2 separate regions of the Mus musculus genome follow, and region 2 is linked to region 1. The links are chromatin contacts, found by POLR2A ChIA-PET in ENCODE. All regions are on one chromosome and are shown on one strand. The core of a region is the stretch at or near the end of the contact, and the rest is flanking DNA. Distances in the headings are between cores, read along the strand shown. Region 1 holds the start of Traip (TRAF-interacting protein). Region 2 holds the start of Mon1a (MON1 homolog A, secretory traffciking associated).

Evidence for each region. ChIA-PET counts read pairs that join two places held with the same protein, here RNA polymerase II (POLR2A).
Region 2: POLR2A ChIA-PET joins it to region 1 with 10 read pairs in Patski. The contact joins the promoter of Mon1a here to the promoter of Traip in region 1. POLR2A ChIA-PET finds 5 or more read pairs at or near these places in 3 of 5 experiments (Patski and embryonic stem cell).

Annotation. Positions count from the first base shown.
Region 1 is chr9:107,949,007-107,953,024 of GRCm38, reverse strand. Traip (TRAF-interacting protein) reads right to left here and starts at 2,062. Exons shown (of 15, transcript NM_011634.3): 1 at 1,853-2,062. The coding sequence starts at 1,950. It overlaps Camkv (CaM kinase-like vesicle-associated), which reads right to left. Exons shown (of 11, transcript NM_145621.2): 11 at 3,334-4,018.
Region 2 is chr9:107,885,768-107,889,785 of GRCm38, reverse strand. Mon1a (MON1 homolog A, secretory traffciking associated) reads right to left here and starts at 1,657. Exons shown (of 6, transcript NM_028369.3): 1 at 1,384-1,657.

The DNA of each region.
Region 1 (4,018 bases), core at 813-3,312:
TGCCTTCCAGGCACAGGACATGGATCTGAGAGACAGGGGAGGTGGGGCATATACCTGCAATCTGAGCTCTAGGAGGCAGAAGAAACAGAACCAGAAATTCAGTCAGCCTGAGCTCTACACAGCAAGGCCTGTTTGTTTGTCTGTTTTAAAAGGCTGGAGAGATGACAGCTTACTGGTTGAGAGTAGGTGTTGGTACTGCTCCTGCGGCTGTCCTGAGTTCAGTTCCCAGCACTCTTATCAGGTGACTCACGACTGTCTAGCTCCAGCCCCACGGGGATCAGATGACCCTGGCCTCTGAGGTTACCCATACTCATATGCACATAGCCACACAAAGACATACACATAGAACACATAATTTAAAATAAAAATAAGATTAAAAAAATCAGCTAGGTGTGGGTGTGGTGGCGCACACCTTTAATCCCAAAATTTGGGAGACAGTGGTGAGCAGATCTAGCTTGAGTTCGAGGCCAGCCTGGTCTACAGAGTGAGTTCCAGCACAGCCAGGGCTACACAGAGAAACACTTTCTTGAAAACAGCAAACAAAAAGACAAGAAAACCCCCACAAAATCCAACAGGTGGAACAAGATAGAAAATACTGAATATGACAAATTTCATCAGTAAGCTCACACTTAAGGCTTAAAAAGGTTCAGTTTAGTACCAAATTTTTAAAGCCAAATATGATTTCAAGAAACAGACCTAAAACATAATTACACAGGAAAGTCCAAGGTGAAAGCTTAGGGAGAGAGCAGGTGATACAAAGTAGCTTTAGTGGCGGGGTTACTTCTAACCTAACTACACAATGGCTCCTTAGGAATGGAGCTCAGGCCACACAACACTGTATTATGTGGTTTTGTTTGTTTGTCTTTTTGACACAAGGTCTGGGAAAATTCAGGCTGACTTTTGCCTTACTTATGTAGCTGAGACTAACCTTAAAACTCCCAATCATTCAGTCTCCACACTGTCCCTCCTCCCCAGCCTGTACTGGGATATGCAACACAACAGACTCTAAGGTCGGTTTTAAACAAAGCTTTGCAAATGGGAGACACCCAGAAGTGTTCACACCACTTCCTGCTTTGTGGGCCCTATTGCCCCTCAAAAACCTCCCAGTCTCCCAAAGGAGACCTCTCTTCTACCTTATTTTCTCTTTGGTTGGGAGCTTTGGATCAGCCTGCTCAGTTGCAAAGGGACTCTTTCGTCACCCACAAGACAACTGAACATCAGGACCCCTCGACGACAGGAACACACTTCCTTGCCATTCCAAGTTAAGCCAGGTGTACTGGAGTGTCTGATCAACGAGGTGTTTCTGGATAGAAACAATCCAAAGCATTCCAGCAAACGACAGACCCTTAAAGATTGCCAGAAACCTATCAGCATAAATTGGTCTGTTTCTTTTTTTGTTTTGTTTTGCGAGACAGGGTTTCTCTGTATAGCCCTGGCTGTCCTGGAATTCACTCTGTAGACCAGGCTGGCCTCGAACTCAGAAATCCGCCTGCCTCTGCCTCCCAAGTGCTGGGATTAAAGGCTTGCGCCACCACCGCCCGGCTGTTGGTCTGTCTCTTGACTCTCAAATAAAATACAATAGCTCGTTAGTGCAGTAAAAGCTCATCTTCGCTCAAACTAATAGTTTTGAAGTCATTTCTTAGCGCAATAAAGAAGCACTCTTTCACCGTGGGCTACCGGTATCACTTCCACCTGGCCCACTTCGGCCCAGGTTGGAAAGCTTCCGTGAGGCTCCTCTAATGTCGTCGTCACTTGTCTTAGTTCGGAGGAGGGATTGTCTCTAGGCCCGACACCCCCATAGCGTCTAAGTGGTTCTAGGACACGCACGGGGCCCTACACCGCCGTCACTCACCATTGCAGATGAAAAGTGTGGCCACAGTGGATGGCAGCCACGTCACGGGAGTGATCGAAGAAGTCGGAGCAGATAGTGCACAGAGCGCGGATAGGCATGATGGCTCGACTCAAGCAGCCCAGGGAACCAGCTGCCAGCGACAGACACAGTTTGGTGGCCGAACCGGCCACCGCTCCGGTTCCTTCAAATTTCGCTCCACCGCACGACTTCCGGTAGTGAACCGGAAGGAATAACAAACCCACGCCTGAGTGCTTCCCTCTGATTGGACAAACTTCGGGGCGGGGCGCTGGAGGGCTGTGATAAGCAGCCCGCCAGCCGTGCGGAATCCTGGGATTTAGCTCCTTCGGGTCTCCTGGGAGTGGGTCCCTGTTTCTACCGCAAAACCCTGCGATCCCCTGTGGCGTAAAACAGTGAAACTACAGTCTGACCCCTATCCCTGCTAAGCCGGGTATTGTCTCAAGCTAGAGCCGGTGCGAAGTGAACCAGACCCCTTCTTGCTGCACTTCAGGGCAGTCAAATAGACTGGAATGCCAAGAAAAGGGGATGATGGTACCATGGCTATGGAAAGTAATAGGCCATACGCTGGCAGCCCACAGTTCCCAAACAGAAAGAGGGCTCCCCACTTTCTAAACCTTCTACTATGGATCATCTTGGAAAGGTGGACACATTAAGTCCTAGCCCTTCGAACCACTACACTAGTCCTGGCTTTATTCAAATATGACCTAATAACCTTTGAGATTAGGTAGACACTGGAGCTAGTAATTTAGCCCTTTCCTCCCAGAATGCCTCATACCTGAGACTGTAGGATGGTGATTTTGGAGGTACAGATGCTTCAAAGACCAGGAAATAACAAACCCTCTTTATTATTCCCACATCAGATAATTTAAGGTCCTCCCTGAGAAAGGCCATCTTGAGTTGAAGCGAGGCTCCTTAGCGATTTTTACGGTATCGTTAGCAGTATTACTCCCTCAGAAGAAGCATACATAACTTTATAAAGTAGGTCTGCTCCAGCCGGGGAAGACAGAATGAAATCTTTTTGGTCTAAGTGGAAAGCACAGGTATTCACAGGAAGTAGGCATCAAGAAGCACAGAACTGTTGTGCAATCCCACCCTCTCCCCACTGTGCCCACGCGCAAGGTCACTTCCTATAGTGGTTGGCCCTGAGTAGATTCCACCTCTAAGTCCAAGTTAAGACAAAGGCTCTTTGTCAACAAGAATCGGAAAAGCGTCAGCCCTTCGGCGCTCAGCTCGGGATAGTTTTTAGCTGAAACACACCACTCTCGTGGGATTTTTAGCGTCCAGAGGAGTCCCATCAACATCATCCAGGTAGACACTGGAGAAGGTGACCTCCACTCTCACTCCAAGCAACACACTAAGCATCAACCGCTACCCAAAAACTGATCGTCCCACAGCCTCGTCCCTCCCGCACTGCCTTCCATAGGCTCCTCCCCAAGAGGACAGAGGAAGCAAAGGCAAGAGGGTGGCCAGAGGCTTTGCAGGGTGACGTTTATTTGCCAGGTTCAGTAGGCACACAGTTAGCCCACCAACCTTCACATACCAGAGCAGACCCACAGGCATGCAGGGAGAAGGGCAGGACCACCATGGAGTGCCGAGCAAGGGCAAGGACCAGCGTGGCTGCCTGTTCAGGCTGTGGTAGGGTCTGACCAAGGGCACCTGCTGAGAGCATCCCTCAGGGAGCTGGGGAACTGTAGTCTACTTCCTCATCCCAGCCAGAGCTACTTCACATGGCTGAGCAATACCTCAGCCTCTGATGGTAGACAAAGAGGAAAAGCCTCCCCATATCGCTGCACTAAGAGCAGAAAATCTGCTGCTGTGAAAAGCATGCTCCCAACGCAGCCTATGAGGTGCTGCCACGCCTCCCTGGGAGGAATAGGATTTACTGCCTGAGCCTGCATGAGGTGGCTATGGCAAAGGTCTCTTTCTTGGTAATGGCATCTAGGAAGACGATGGGGGGATGGGGGGACACCAGCCCTCCCTATCCAGCTCACAGGAAGGAGCCAGATAGGCTGGGGCACTGTACTCTGTTCTCCTAGGCGTCGCTGCTGTGTCCGACATGTTTCTCTCTTCCTTTAGAGTCTCCTAAGAATCGGGATACAGAGCAACCCGCTACAGGACTCAGGAGGCTATGAAATAACACAAGGATCT
Region 2 (4,018 bases), core at 408-2,907, 63 kb after region 1:
CAGCCTCCCCGGTATCAAGCAAGCTGTTCTTACCTTCTCTGCAGTTGCAGAGCCAGGTTGCCAGTTCTCAGCTGCTTCTAGCTATCTCTCCCAAATTTATCTACCTCCTAGGTCTGCACAATGCCCTCTCTGTGGCTTTGTACTTCTGCCTTCAAACTCCAAACAAGTTCTACACCAGCTATGCCGTCCTGACAACATGCTCCTTCAGGACACTTTTTGTGCTTCTGAGGGTTAAATAAATCCAGTGTTCCTGAGTGTCCCCAGCATAGGACCTGCACAGGGAACGGAGCAGGGCCAGCTGTCTAGAGCTAGCCGGTGCTTTTTTTTTTTTTTTTTTCCACAAAAGTTCTCCTTCTATGTGAGATCATATAGCATTTTTATCCTCTCCAAGGTCAGTCTGGGGTTCCAACCAGAAGGCCTGGTGAAGCGAACCGTTTTCTGGATACCCACACACTCAGGCAAGAAGGCTGAGTGGAGCAGATAAAGCCCACCTCCCACCTCCAATAGACTTTGATTTCTGCAGCAAGTGCTCCTGGAAAAGCTGGTCCTGAGCCGTTATGCAAGGGAGGTGTCTGAGAACAGCTCCAGTGGTCTCTACAGGAACACTTTTTAGGCAGTTCCTCTAAGTGCTCCCAGGGCATGCAACTTTTCCTAGAAGCCTCTAGCAGAGCCTATGAACAAAATCACCAAGAACAAAAACAAACAAACAAACAAAAAGCTGATGCTGTCCCTCCTTCCAATGCGCCTCCCTCCTTCAGATTGCTCCTGAGAGAGGAGGGTCTTGCAAAAGCCCCTCCTTACTAGCTTCAAACAACCTTGATCTTTTTTCCTGTTCTAACAGCGCTTCAAATTTGATCTTGACCCCTTTGGTCCACTTGGGAGGACGACTCAGAAAGTCTGACAGTCAGGGCTCAATTGGGACTGTGATGTGGCTGCTTCAGCAGGATGCCTCCAGGATCTACAATGAGCCTAGTTCCTTGTCACCTCTAGAGGCCACTCCCCTTCCTGACAAAGGCTGCTCACAGTTCCCAAGCAAACTCTACCTAGAAAGGGTTGGCTCACCCTTTCAGACCTGCCTGCCTCGCTCCACCATCCTCCTTTTAAAGAGAACTCTGTGGGCCGAATATGTCCGAATTGGGGGTTGGTGTCTGCTGCCTATGGGACATTGCTCTCCCGGCCAAAGGATGAGTTCTCGCCTCATCTTTCTTAGTGCCTAGCTGGGACCAGCCGGCTAAAGGACCCCAAAGAGCCGCAGTACCCCTATCGGGGCAGTAGATGGCCGGGACACCCCCCCCCCCTAGTTTTCAAGCCCCTCCCTCTAAAGATGACAGCTTGCCCGCCTCTCGCCGCCCCCAGGCCACGTGGGTTAGCAGTCGAACTCACCTGTTTCTTGGGGAAACACAGGACCTACCGAGGGTACCAGTCACTGCCCTCTGCCAGACCCCTGGGGAGATATAAGTGTCCAGCAGTGCCTGGCCTCAGAGTGCAACTTCGCGGGGCTACCGCCCCTGGAGGATACAGACATGGCCACAGCGGAGGAACCGATCTCTCCTGCCGACCCTTAACCGGCCACCGGCGCAGGAAGACAGCTTTCACCGGCCTCTGGTGGCGGAGGCCCGGTTCCAGCCTCTTGGCCAGCCCCAGCCCGCCCCTGTGTGCATTGTGGGAAATGTAGTCCGTAACTCTCCGCAGCCTTAAAGCTGCGGGAGCGGTTCCGGGCTCCCGAGCCTGGCGATGCCAGAGGCGGGGTCTGACCTAGGACCCGGGTTGCCTCACCTGGCACCGCCTTCTTCCGTGTCTTAGAGGCGGGTCCTCTACCCTTCCCCCCAAACACCCACTAGATGTTTACTTTAAGGGACCAGAACGAACGTCAGTATTTCCCCACCGATCATGGAAAGATGATAAGTTTAGGGAGCTGGATAAATGCCACTAGTGAGCACAACCACATAGACTGTACAAGACGCGGACGTGTTGAAAAGACTCAAAAATTGTTGCTTAAAAAGACCTTAAGTCTGGTCACAGTATATTATTTTAAGGCAATAGAAAGCACAATTCTCAACAATTCACATAAACTGACCCGGGGAGCTTTTAAAAAAACATTAATGCCTGGACACTATCCTATAGATTTTTACTTAATGGGATGAATGTGAGGTACGAGGCATCGGAGTTGTTTGAAAAAGCTCCTGGGTGATTTCTAAGGGCAAGGAACCACTGCTTATAATTTCCTAGACACAAAGTAATAAAAACAGGAAAACAAGTTTTCCCAGCAGCCCTTATTTCTGGTGAATAGTTTGAAGAAGCAAAATTAGGGAATGGCTAGTATTACTTATATTTTATCTGAAGCAATTTGCTTACTTTTCAAGCTTCATGGTTAGTCATCCCAATAGTTCTGAGATAAAGGACAAAGTCAAAAACCTCTGACTTTTCCTTGCAGTTTGACAGGCTCCCTAAGGAGGTCGGAGAAGTTGGGGATCTCTCTCTTCTCTCTCTTCTCTTCTCTCTCTCTCTCTCTCTCTCTCTCTCTCTCTCTCTCTCTCTCCCTCCCTCCCTCCCTCTCTCCCATGCGAATTTGAAATCTGGCTCCATAATACTGGCATATGTGTGCTCTCTCTCTCTCTTTCTCTCTCTCTCTCCCTCCCTCCCTCTCTCCCATGCAAATTTGAAATCTGGCTCCATAATACTGGCATATGTGTGACTGACATGATGACAACCTGTGACCTTTTCCTGGAGATAGTTTCCACAGGGTTACCAGACCCTTAAATGCTGGGTAAGGGAAGCGTCCCATGTGAGAGGGAGTTCGTTCCTTTGCAGTGGAGACTGAGAAGGGGAGTGGAACTTCTCCAAGTCTCCATAGGTCTTTCAGGATTTCCTCTCTTTGCTTGCTCTGGCTTCCAGGTTCCTACCTTGAAGCAAATATAATTTATACAAGTTTTCCCTATATACTTCATTTCATATTATTTCACTATACGAGTCTAAAGTAAGAATTTTTGAGCAGGGCGGTGATGGCTCACCCCTTTAATCCCAGCACTTGGGAGGCAGAGGCAGGCAGATTTCTGAGTTCGAGGTCTTCTTTTGTGTGCATATGTATGTTCTGTGTTCATGTATGTGCAAATATGTATGGGAATATGTGCAGGGGTGTGTGTGCACATCTTACGTTGGGTGTTGTTCTAATCAGCTTCAGTTCTCAACTTGACACAGTGTCTGTGGGGAATTGTTTCAGTTGTTAATTGATGCAGGAGTGCCCAGCTCATTGCAATTAGTGTTATTCCCTGGGCAGGTGGTCCTGGGCTACTCAGCTTGAGTGAGCCAGCAAGCAACATGGGTTCCTTCCTGGTTTCTGCTTCAAAAGTTCCTGTGCTGAGTTTCCTTAAGGATCAACTGTGGCCTGTGAGCTGAAATCAGTCCTCTCCTCCCCTCAGTTGCCTTTGGTCAGAATGTTCTAGCACAGCAGCAGAAGGAAACTAAAACTTCCTTGACATTGTCCCACTTTTAGGTCTCATGGAGCCTGGAGTTCACTGGTTGACTAGACTGCCTTGGCCAGCAAGCTCCAGAGATCCACCTGTCTCTGTAGCCCCAACACTGAGGTTAGAGATTCCCACCTCTGTGTTTGGCATCTCCCTAGGTACTGCTCATGCTTGTATAACAAGCACTTAGCCGGGCGTGGTGGTGCATGCCTTTAATCCTAGCACTTGGGAGGCAGAGGCAGGCGGACTTCTGAGTTCGAGGCCAGCCTGGTCTACAGAGTGAGTTCCAGGACAGCCAGGGCTACACAGAGAAACCCTGTCTCGAAAAACCTAAAAAAACAAAAACAAAAACAAAACAAAAAAACAAGCACTTTACCCATGAGCACTCTACAGATTAAGCAGTTCTTTCCCCCAGTCCTCATTCTTGCTCCCAAGAACAAAATCCCCATCAGACATGACAGAGTCTTTATTTACTGGGATAAGCTGGTGAGCATGCATCTCTAAGGTGTGTGCTTAGGCACTATAGAAGCAAGCCACTATAGCTACATCTGTTT